Regions from separate parts of the Mus musculus genome. Here region 2 is linked to region 1. Evidence: chromatin loops called from intact Hi-C (ENCODE). Cell type or tissue: left cerebral cortex. All regions are shown on one strand. Links, peaks and the distances in the headings refer to the core of each region. The heading gives the core; the rest is flanking DNA.

The links. Hi-C counts contacts between places; a loop is a spot of excess contacts. Peaks named below come from ENCODE experiments on the same cell type or tissue, not always from the same donor. Only the 100,000 strongest peaks of a DNase experiment are listed, where the experiment ranks them.
Region 2: a loop joins it to region 1, with 2.6 times the contacts of the local background. A loop is called at or near these places in 6 of 42 quality-filtered maps.

What each region holds. Positions count from the first base shown.
Region 1 is chr8:95,075,564-95,079,955 of GRCm38, forward strand. Drc7 (dynein regulatory complex subunit 7) reads left to right here. Exons shown (of 18, transcript NM_001042715.3): 16 at 687-881; 17 at 2,110-2,249; 18 at 2,333-2,578. The coding sequence ends at 2,426. Among named protein-coding and RNA genes, the nearest start is that of Katnb1, 3.4 kb to the right of the region's middle. In left cerebral cortex, for the core only: no CTCF peak of the experiment used is centred there; a DNase peak (open chromatin) is centred at 2,684.
Region 2 is chr8:95,023,948-95,028,339 of GRCm38, forward strand. All of the region lies in intron 2 of Adgrg3 (adhesion G protein-coupled receptor G3), which reads left to right. Among named protein-coding and RNA genes, the nearest start is that of Gm51544, 5.9 kb to the left of the region's middle. In left cerebral cortex, for the core only: a CTCF peak has its summit at 1,667 (motif pointing right); no DNase peak of the experiment used is centred there.

The DNA.
Region 1 (4,392 bases), core at 291-4,290:
CAAATGAAAAAGTCTCTACCTTGTGTAGAGAAAGAATGAGAACTACATGCCCACCTCTACCAGGGCTTTCACTGAGGCTGTGACCTGAGCTGGGAATCCAGCCAACTGACTCAGGCACAGGTTGAACACCAAGACTCAGCCACGCAATGCAGGGCTTTGGCTTTACCCACTCTCGCCAAGTGGGAGGACCAGTTTGGGTTCCCAGGCTCGAGGCTAAATCCTCTTCATCAAGCAGTGCAGATCTCTAAAGAAGTTTGGAGTTGGCCTGGCAAGGCTTGGCTTTGGAATGTTCTTGGATCTATAGGAAAGGGCAACAGCTCCTGTCCTCATGTTCTCTGGCTCCTGTGTGCCCCATGTAAGGCCGGCCTTATGGGCAAAAGAGAAAAATGGGAGCTCAGAATCTTTGCTAACCCACTGCCACTCACTATAAGTGTCTGCTTTGGACTTTCCAGACCTGAGCTGGTCTGTTTTCAGAGGAGGAAACTAAGGCTCAGACTGATTGATGAATTCGTGTCAGAAACAGGAATTACATGTTAGAAAGAAATAAACAGGGAGAAGGAGGCAATCGTGTCTCATAATCCTGGGACATGGATTTAGGGCCTGGCTTTTACCATTGCACAATGGACTCAGCTGCTCCGGAGGTCTCCTGCATATCCCGATCTTTCAGCTGGTTCCCTGGCCCACAGGAGCGCGTCTTGCATGAGGAGCACCTGCGGCAGGTGGAGGCCCAGCTGGACTACCTGGCCCCATTCCTGGCCCAGCTCCCTCCAGGCGAGAAGCTAACCCGTTGGCAGGCGGTGCGTCTCAAGGACGAGTGTCTCAGCGACTTCAAGCAGCGGCTCATCGACAAGGCTAACCTCATCCAGGCTCGCTTTGAGAAGGTGTGGCCAGGGCCCAGGCAGGGGAGGTGACCTCACCATCCTCAGTGAGAAAACGGGACCTGAGGTCTTTGCTCAGTGCCTCACGGATCCGAGAGTGACAGATGAGCGGATGAGTGTGTGTCTGTGGCATCCAAATACCTGGTTTCTTCTTTCCCCTTTGTTATTGTATGAGTGGATGGATGGATGGTGGGTAGCTGGGTAAATGGATGAGTGGATGGATGGGTTACCAGGTGGTGGTGGGGTGGGCAGGTACAGTTGGATGTGCAGTGAGGATTAGAAGTGGAGTGTGGGTGGATGGTTGGTTGGTTGGATGGATGGATGGATGGATGATGGTATGGATGGGTAACTAAGATGGGCAGACAGGGGGATACAAGAGTGGATGGGTAGGTTTGTGAATGGATGGACGGTTGGATGGTACATTATAATAGCTCCTAGTCCTTGGCCTGTTTCCGTGAGACAGGTGAGGTGCGTACCACGTGGTCCCCACGCAGTGTCTTGGTCTGCAGAGTGCAGAGAAGAGTTGGGTGGAATGGGACCCACCTTGTTTTCGGAGACGAACTGCTGGGGGCTCTGAGCACGCCCGCAACATGTCTAGCTCATGTAGCTATTTTGTGTGTATGGGTGTTTTGTCTGTATGTGTGCATGCCCACCACATGCATGCCTAGTGCCCTCAGAGGCTAGAAGAGGTCATCGCATCCCCCGGGACTGGAGTTTCAGATGATTCTGAGCCTCCATGTGCATTTTGAGAATCTAACCCCAGTCCTCTGGAGAGCAGGGAGTCCCCTGCTTCATTTTTTGAGACAGGGTTTCACTCTTTGGCCTTCACTGACCTGGAACTTGCTGTATAGACCAGACTGGCCTTAAACTCACAAAGATCCATCTGCCTCTGCCTAATGGGAGCTGGGATTAAAGGTGTGCACATCCCACCCAGTTGTTTTGATTTTATATATGAGCTGCTAGGAGTGGAACCCAGGGCCATGCACTAAACCACATCCCTAGCTCTCGCTGACTGTTTTGGCCCTGTTCTGATTTCATGCACATGCTGTCCTTTAAATCATGACCCCAGCAGTTTCCACCCAAGATATTTTGGGATGCTCTAACTGTGTCCCTTTCCTTGGGGGTCCGGGTTGGGGTGTTATCCTCTTGAGGCTGCCTGATCATCTATGGAACTACAGCCTGGCTGCAGATCAGTTCGCACATTCCCATGTTCATCTCTGTATGCTTCTAGGAGACCCAGGAGCTGCAGAAGAAGCAGCAATGGTACCAGGAGAACCAGGTAACCCTGACGCCGGAGGATGAAAACCTGTACCTGAGCTACTGTTCTCAGGCCATGTTCCGCATCCGAATCTTGGAACAGCGGCTCAATCGGTAAGGGGCAGAGCCGGGAGGACTCCTGGGAGCACTCTGATAGCTTGGATATCCCTCACCTTCTCCTCCCTCCCTCTGCTCAGGCACAAAGAGCTGGCTCCACTGAAGTACCTGGCGCTGGAGGAAAAGCTCTACAAAGACCCACGCTTAATAGACTTCGTAAAAGTCTTTGTTTGATGGCCCCTCCTGGAACTACGGCAGACCCTGCCAGAGAATGGAGTCTCTCCCTTCTCCCCAACCACTATGATCCTATACTAGCCTCGCTGCCACACTACCTCCCTATCCCTCATAGCCTCCCTCAAATAAATGCATTTCCTGTTTGCCATTTATACTTCAGTGTTTACAAGCTCCAATCTACACCACCCTAAATCTTTTTCTGTCATCTTCTCTTCTGGATTATCAAGTGTTGGCTCTCCAGATGGTTCCATGGTCACCTGCCAAGATCTGCTGAGAGCTCAATGTGTTGATGGTGGAGCAGCTCCTAAAGTGAGAGCGGCTTAGCTAAGGAACACACCCCAGGACCAGGCGGCTTGATATTAGAGGACAAGAGACAGAATCCAAGTTCCTCTTTCATTTACCACCTGTGAAATGGGGCTATCCATGTTTCCTGAAGTAAGACTTAAAAAGCAGAGAAAACTGGGTATAGTAGCCCATGCCTGTAATCTAAGCAGGAGGATCAGAGTTTAAGATCTGTCTCATCTACATAAGGAATCTGTTTCAACTACATGGGTCACATGAAGCTCTGTTTAAAAAAAAAAATAAACAAAAAATAAAAGGGACTGGAGAGATGGCACTGACTGCTCATCCAGAGGTCCTGAGTTCAATTCCCAGCAACCACATGGTGGCTCACAACCATCTGTAATAAGATGCCCTCTTCGGGTGTGTCTGAAGACAGCAACAGTGTATTCATATACACATAAATAATTAAAACAAGAAGGAGGAGGAGGAAGAGGAAGAGGAGGGGAAGGAGGAGGAGAGAAGAAGAAGAAGAAGAAGAAGAAGAAGAAGAAGAAGAAGAAGAAGAAGAAGAAGAAGAAGAAGAGAAAAGAAAAGAAAAGAAAAGAAAAGAAGAAGAAAAGAAGGAAAGAAGAAGAAGAAGGAGAAGAAGAAGAAGAAAAGAAGACCTTGCCTGTAATCTTCTCCAGGGCATGACACACTCAAGACAGGTCTCACAGCGGCTGTGGTTGCCTGTACTACCTGGGCCAGTGGTTAGGCAATCATGTATCAGGGAGGGACTCCTGGGGCTCTCTTCTTGTTGAATTACTGGCTGCTGCTGAATTCCGGTTGCGGGGCAGTCATTGTTTTCACTCAAAGATGAGCCCAGTAAGCTTTAATGCATAGTTCCAAACCCATGGTTAAAGCCAGGGGTGCATGCTCATGTGGTAGCCCATGCCTTTAATGCCAGCTCTTCATCTCTGTCAGTCCAAGGCCAGCCTGATCTACAAAGTGAGACCCTGATACAGAGGGAGGAGAGAAGAGAGAGAGGAAGGGTAGTGGGAGATCCAAGAGACAGAAATAGGATGATCTTAGAAGAGTCAAGTATGCCAAGAGTGCAGAATCTTGTCTGGTTCCTATAAAGATACTGTGCCCCGCCCCCCACATGTGTGGTGTGTGTGTACACATGTCCCATTGTATCACTATGCATTGTCCTCTGACATTCTTCACCTTATTCCCTCGAGTCAGGGTCTCTCACTGAACCCGTAGTTAGGATGACAACCAACAATCTTAGTAATCCTCTTGTTTCTGCTCCCTATAACACTGCTCCTTATAAGCACACATGCACCATGCCCAGATTTTTACATGGGTCGTGAGGATTTGAACTCAGGTCTTCATTCTTGCACTGCAATCACTCTTAGCCACTGAGCCTTGCCATTTCTCTTGGTCCTAGGTAGTTTGTATTTCCAGTGCTGGGGATTGAACCTAGTGCCTCCTACATACCAGTCAAGACTCTCTTATCACTGAGCTACATCCCCAGTCTTGTTCCTGCTTATAAGTTATGTGTATTGGGGATGGTGACAGTCATTTTAATATAGTCTGCATGTTAGAGAATGAAGTTATTTCAGGGGTGGTGACATTGGTTATGTGACTAAGGGCCCTTAACGATCTTCAGGCTCAGTGTTGCCATGACTGAAATGTCTTAGGA
Region 2 (4,392 bases), core at 86-4,085, 52 kb before region 1:
ACATGCCACAGCATATTCTCGAAGTCAGTTCTCTCCTTCCACCTTTACATATGTTCTGAGACTTGTGACAAACACCTGCTCCCTGAGCCATCTCACCAGCCCTATTGCCTGTTACTCTGTTCTGTTCTGCTCTTCTCTGTCTGTTTTCTATTCTAAACTAGGCAGGCATGGCTGTTGAAACATCTTTAATCCCCAAATTCAGGAGGTGGAAGCAGAGGATCAAAGAGACCAAGTCCATCCTCAGGTACTTGGTGAATGAGGCCAGCCTAACCTAGATAAGACTAGACTCTCACAGACAAAAAGAGAAGAGAACAAAACAATAAAAACAATTGCTTTCTACACCAAGACCAGAAGAATGCTCCTCCTCTGGTTTCTTCAAAAGCTTCGTGGCTTCCTTGCTCACGGGTCTAAGATCTGACAAGAAAGGAGCAGACAGAGGAAAAACTTGCTGTTTGTTAAGGGCTGTGGGGTCTCAGGTTTGCTTCTCTTCCTTTACACACATCCCCTGAGACCCTGATGCCCTGCTGTGGCTCTGTAGCCCTTGTGCCTGTCTGTGGGCAGAGTCTCATCTCACCCAGACCATAGTCAGCGCTGAGCTACATTCTTCCCCTGCACATGACTGTCCTGATGACACACAGGAAGCCAAACAGTAGCTTCCTTCCCTTAATGTGCTCTTACGGTCCATTCCTGCTGTGACCAGTAAGGTGTGTTTTGTGACCAGCAGTGACCTCCATTCATCAGTAATTCAAACTCGCAGTAGAAAGAGCTTAGGAAGAACAGATGTCCCTAGGAGAAGAGAGGCCACAGGCGCTGAACCTCATATTCATGGTTTTCTACTGGATGTCACCTCAAGGTCGTTCCTGTCCTAGCTACTGTTGACAGCGTGCCACAATCGTCATGTATGACTTGGCTTCTCCATGTATTCTAGGAAAATAAACAACTTCCTGATTCAGAATCAGAAGCCCAGCCGGGCGTGGTGGCACACGCCTTTAGTCCCAGCACTCGGGAGGCAGAGGCAGAAGGATTTCTGAGTTCAAGGCCAGCCTGATCTACAGAGTGAGTTCCAGGACAGACAGGGCTATACAGAGAAACCCTGTCTCAAAAAACAAAAACAACAAACAAACAAACAAAAAACAGAATCAGAAGCCCAAAGCCATGGTTCTTAAATAATAGATACACTGGGGGGAAATAATAATAATAATAATAATAATAATAATAATAATAATAATAATAATAATTTTGTTATATTTAAATGCACAAATCTCAGAGCTAGAGAGGGTGGCTCGGAGCAAAGAGGACTTGCTGCTCTTGCAGATGATTCGAGCTAAAGTCCCTGCACCAGATGGCTCCCAGCCACCTGTAACTTCTGTTGCAGGGGACCTGATAACCGGTTCTGGCCTCTTTCAGCTCCTGTCTCAAAGGGTGTGCAATGTGACCACACACATCCTTCTGACCCCTCACTCAGAAAGCTGAAAAAAAAAATGTTTCTAGTCTCACAGAAGGCCTCTCATGCCTCCCCCAAGTAACACTCCTCCAAGTGGCAATCATGATTTTTATTTTTATTTATTTTTAGATTTTTTCTAGATTTATATATTTTAATTTTGTGTGTTTTGCTAACATGTGTATGTGCACCATACACATGCAATACCTGCGGAGGCCAGAAGAGGGCACCAGATCCATTGGAGCTGGAGTTATGAATGGTTGTGAACCACCGTATATATATGTGTCTTTTGCAAGAGCAACAAATGCTTTTAATCACTGAGCCATCTCTCCAGCCCTTGATGGTGACTCTTGACAGTCAATGTGATTCTGCTGAGCAACTAGAAAACCACAGAGCATACCTCTGACCTTATCAATGGTTCAACATACTCATGGATCCAAACCCTGCATAAACTGCTGGGGACAGGAGAGTGGAACTGGGAAGGTAGCCTACGTGGAGGCATCCCTTGGAAAGGTACCGCCTGGCCCTGTCCACTTCCTATTAAGCTCTCTGCTCCCCAGCAGCAATAACGGGAGCAGCCTCTTCCATACATCGCCATGACTTCCTGCCTCACCACGGCAGAGAAACAGGAAAGGTGCTGAACTGTGGGCTGAGCCCTCTGAAGCCATGAGCCGAAACAAATAGTTTTCCTTTTAAACTGTGTCTCTCAGGCAAAGCACACGATAACAACGGTACCCTGTGGCTACTGTTCTATACCCCAGTGCTTTATTTATTTTATTTATTTATTTTAACTTTTCTTGTTCTCAGGTAACACATAATTTTCCCCTTATCAACATGCCTATGCCCCAGTTGTTGTTTTCTCCTCCTCCTCCTCCTCCTCCTCCTCCTCCTCCTCCTCCTCCTTCTTCTTCTCTCTCTCTCTCTCTCTCTCTCTCTCTCTCTCTCTCCATGCAAATAGATTGCATTATGTTGTCCATGTGCCGATTGATGGGCATTTGACTTGGTGCCGGATCTTGATGAGTCTGAATACTGTTCCCAGGAATGTTTTAATTCAAGTCTTTGAGTCCATATGTTACCATTTGGTGGGGGGGATCTCTGCCTGGGAACAGAATTGCTGGAATATACACTGGATGTATGCTGAGCTCCATAAAAGACTATCGGACTGTTTCCCAAAGTGGTGGTGCCATTTGCATCCTGTCAGCAGAACCTCGTGTATTTCTGGCCACTCGAGTGTAGAGGACATCACCTGAGCTTCCCGCTGGCATTTTGTCATGAACAATGAACTTCAACATCTTTGTATGTGCTCACTGACCGTTTTGGAGAGTTTCTTTTTTTCATTTTTTTCTTTTTTCCTTATTATAGATGGTTGTGAGCCACCATGTGGTTGCTGGGATTTGAACTCAGGAACTTTGGAAGAGCAGTCAGTGCTCTTACCTGCTGAGGCATCTCACCAGCCCAAGATTTATTTATTATTATACCTAAGTACACTGTAGCTATCTTCAGATGCACCAGAAGAGGGCTTCAGATCTCACTATGGTTGTGAGCCACCATGTGGTTGTTGGGATTTGAACTCAGGACCTTGGGAAGAGCAGTCAGTGCTTTTAACAGCTGAGCCATCTCTCCAGCCCCTGGAGATTTTCTTTGGTTAAAATGGTTCTCTCTCTGTGTCTGTGTCTCTGTCTCCCTCTCTCTTCCTCCTTTCCTCCCTCCTTCTTTCCCTCCTTCTCTTCCTCCTTCCTTCTTCTGGTTTCTTTTTCAGAACTTTCAGGTCACTTTCAGACAGATGGGAGTCACCTCAATGTACCTACATGGTTCATATAGGGTATAGGGGCCAGGGGTCTGTCAAGTAGCTTGCTTTTATCTATCCTCTTGGAGAGTGGTCACTGGGAGCAGCTTGGCATGAGGCAGATGTCCGGATTGAATCCACGCAGGGACTGGAGGAGTGGCTGTGCGGATACTTCTGAATGGGAGCACCGCACTCACACTCAGGATGATTGGCAGCTCCCGTGTGGGGGTGGGTCTGTAATCCCAGCCTCAGGAGATGGAAGAGGAGGGCTGTGAGCTTGAGGCCAGCCCAGGCCGGTCTCATAGAAGAGAAAGGGAAGGCACCAAAGCAACAGACAATACTAAGAATTTACTATATCTGAGAGCCATACTGGGGACTCTTCCTTAGGACCCTGGATTGAGCTGGTTTGCAAAGGTGAGAAAGATCACAAGGTAGGAACACATCATATAAGCAAATATTCAGTCATCTTTTTTTGTAGCAACAAAAATCTTAATGCTTCTAAAATTTCCTATTTTATTTGGTACCAATAAAAGCCAACAGTTCTCTAGCAGTCAAAGCTGGATAATCTGTGTTGCTCAATGAATTCTGACAGCCTCAGCCCTCTGTTTCTGGTCAGTGGTCTTCTTCTGCTGTCTCAAATATGACTTGAATATAGTTATATGGTTTACTTTTCTATCCTACAATTCATCTTTTGTTTTCTCTATAGAGCCTTCCCTTCTTGATAACTATGGCTATTTAAAAACAGAGGCAAAACTGGGCTGTAGTTTATTGGTAGAGCACTTGCCTAGCATGCCTGAGATCCTGTATCACACACACACATGCACACACACATGCACACGCACATGCACACACACACACGCGCACACAACACACATGCACACACACACATGCACACGCACACAGAGAGAGAGAGAGAGAGAGAGAGAGAGAGAGAGAACTCCTTTTGTCTCCATAGCTACTCCCTTTCATGGACTCAGTCTGGACTGAGCCATCACCTAATCAGAGTTTCTAGGACAAGTGAATAGTGGAGGGCGGGGAGATGGCCCAATCAGTGAAGTTCATACAAACAGAGGACCCGAGAGCTCCAGGGCCATATTAAAAAACAGGTCGGAGTGGGGAGGGTTCTGGAGGAATGGCTCAGCAGGCAAAGGCTCTCAACACAAGT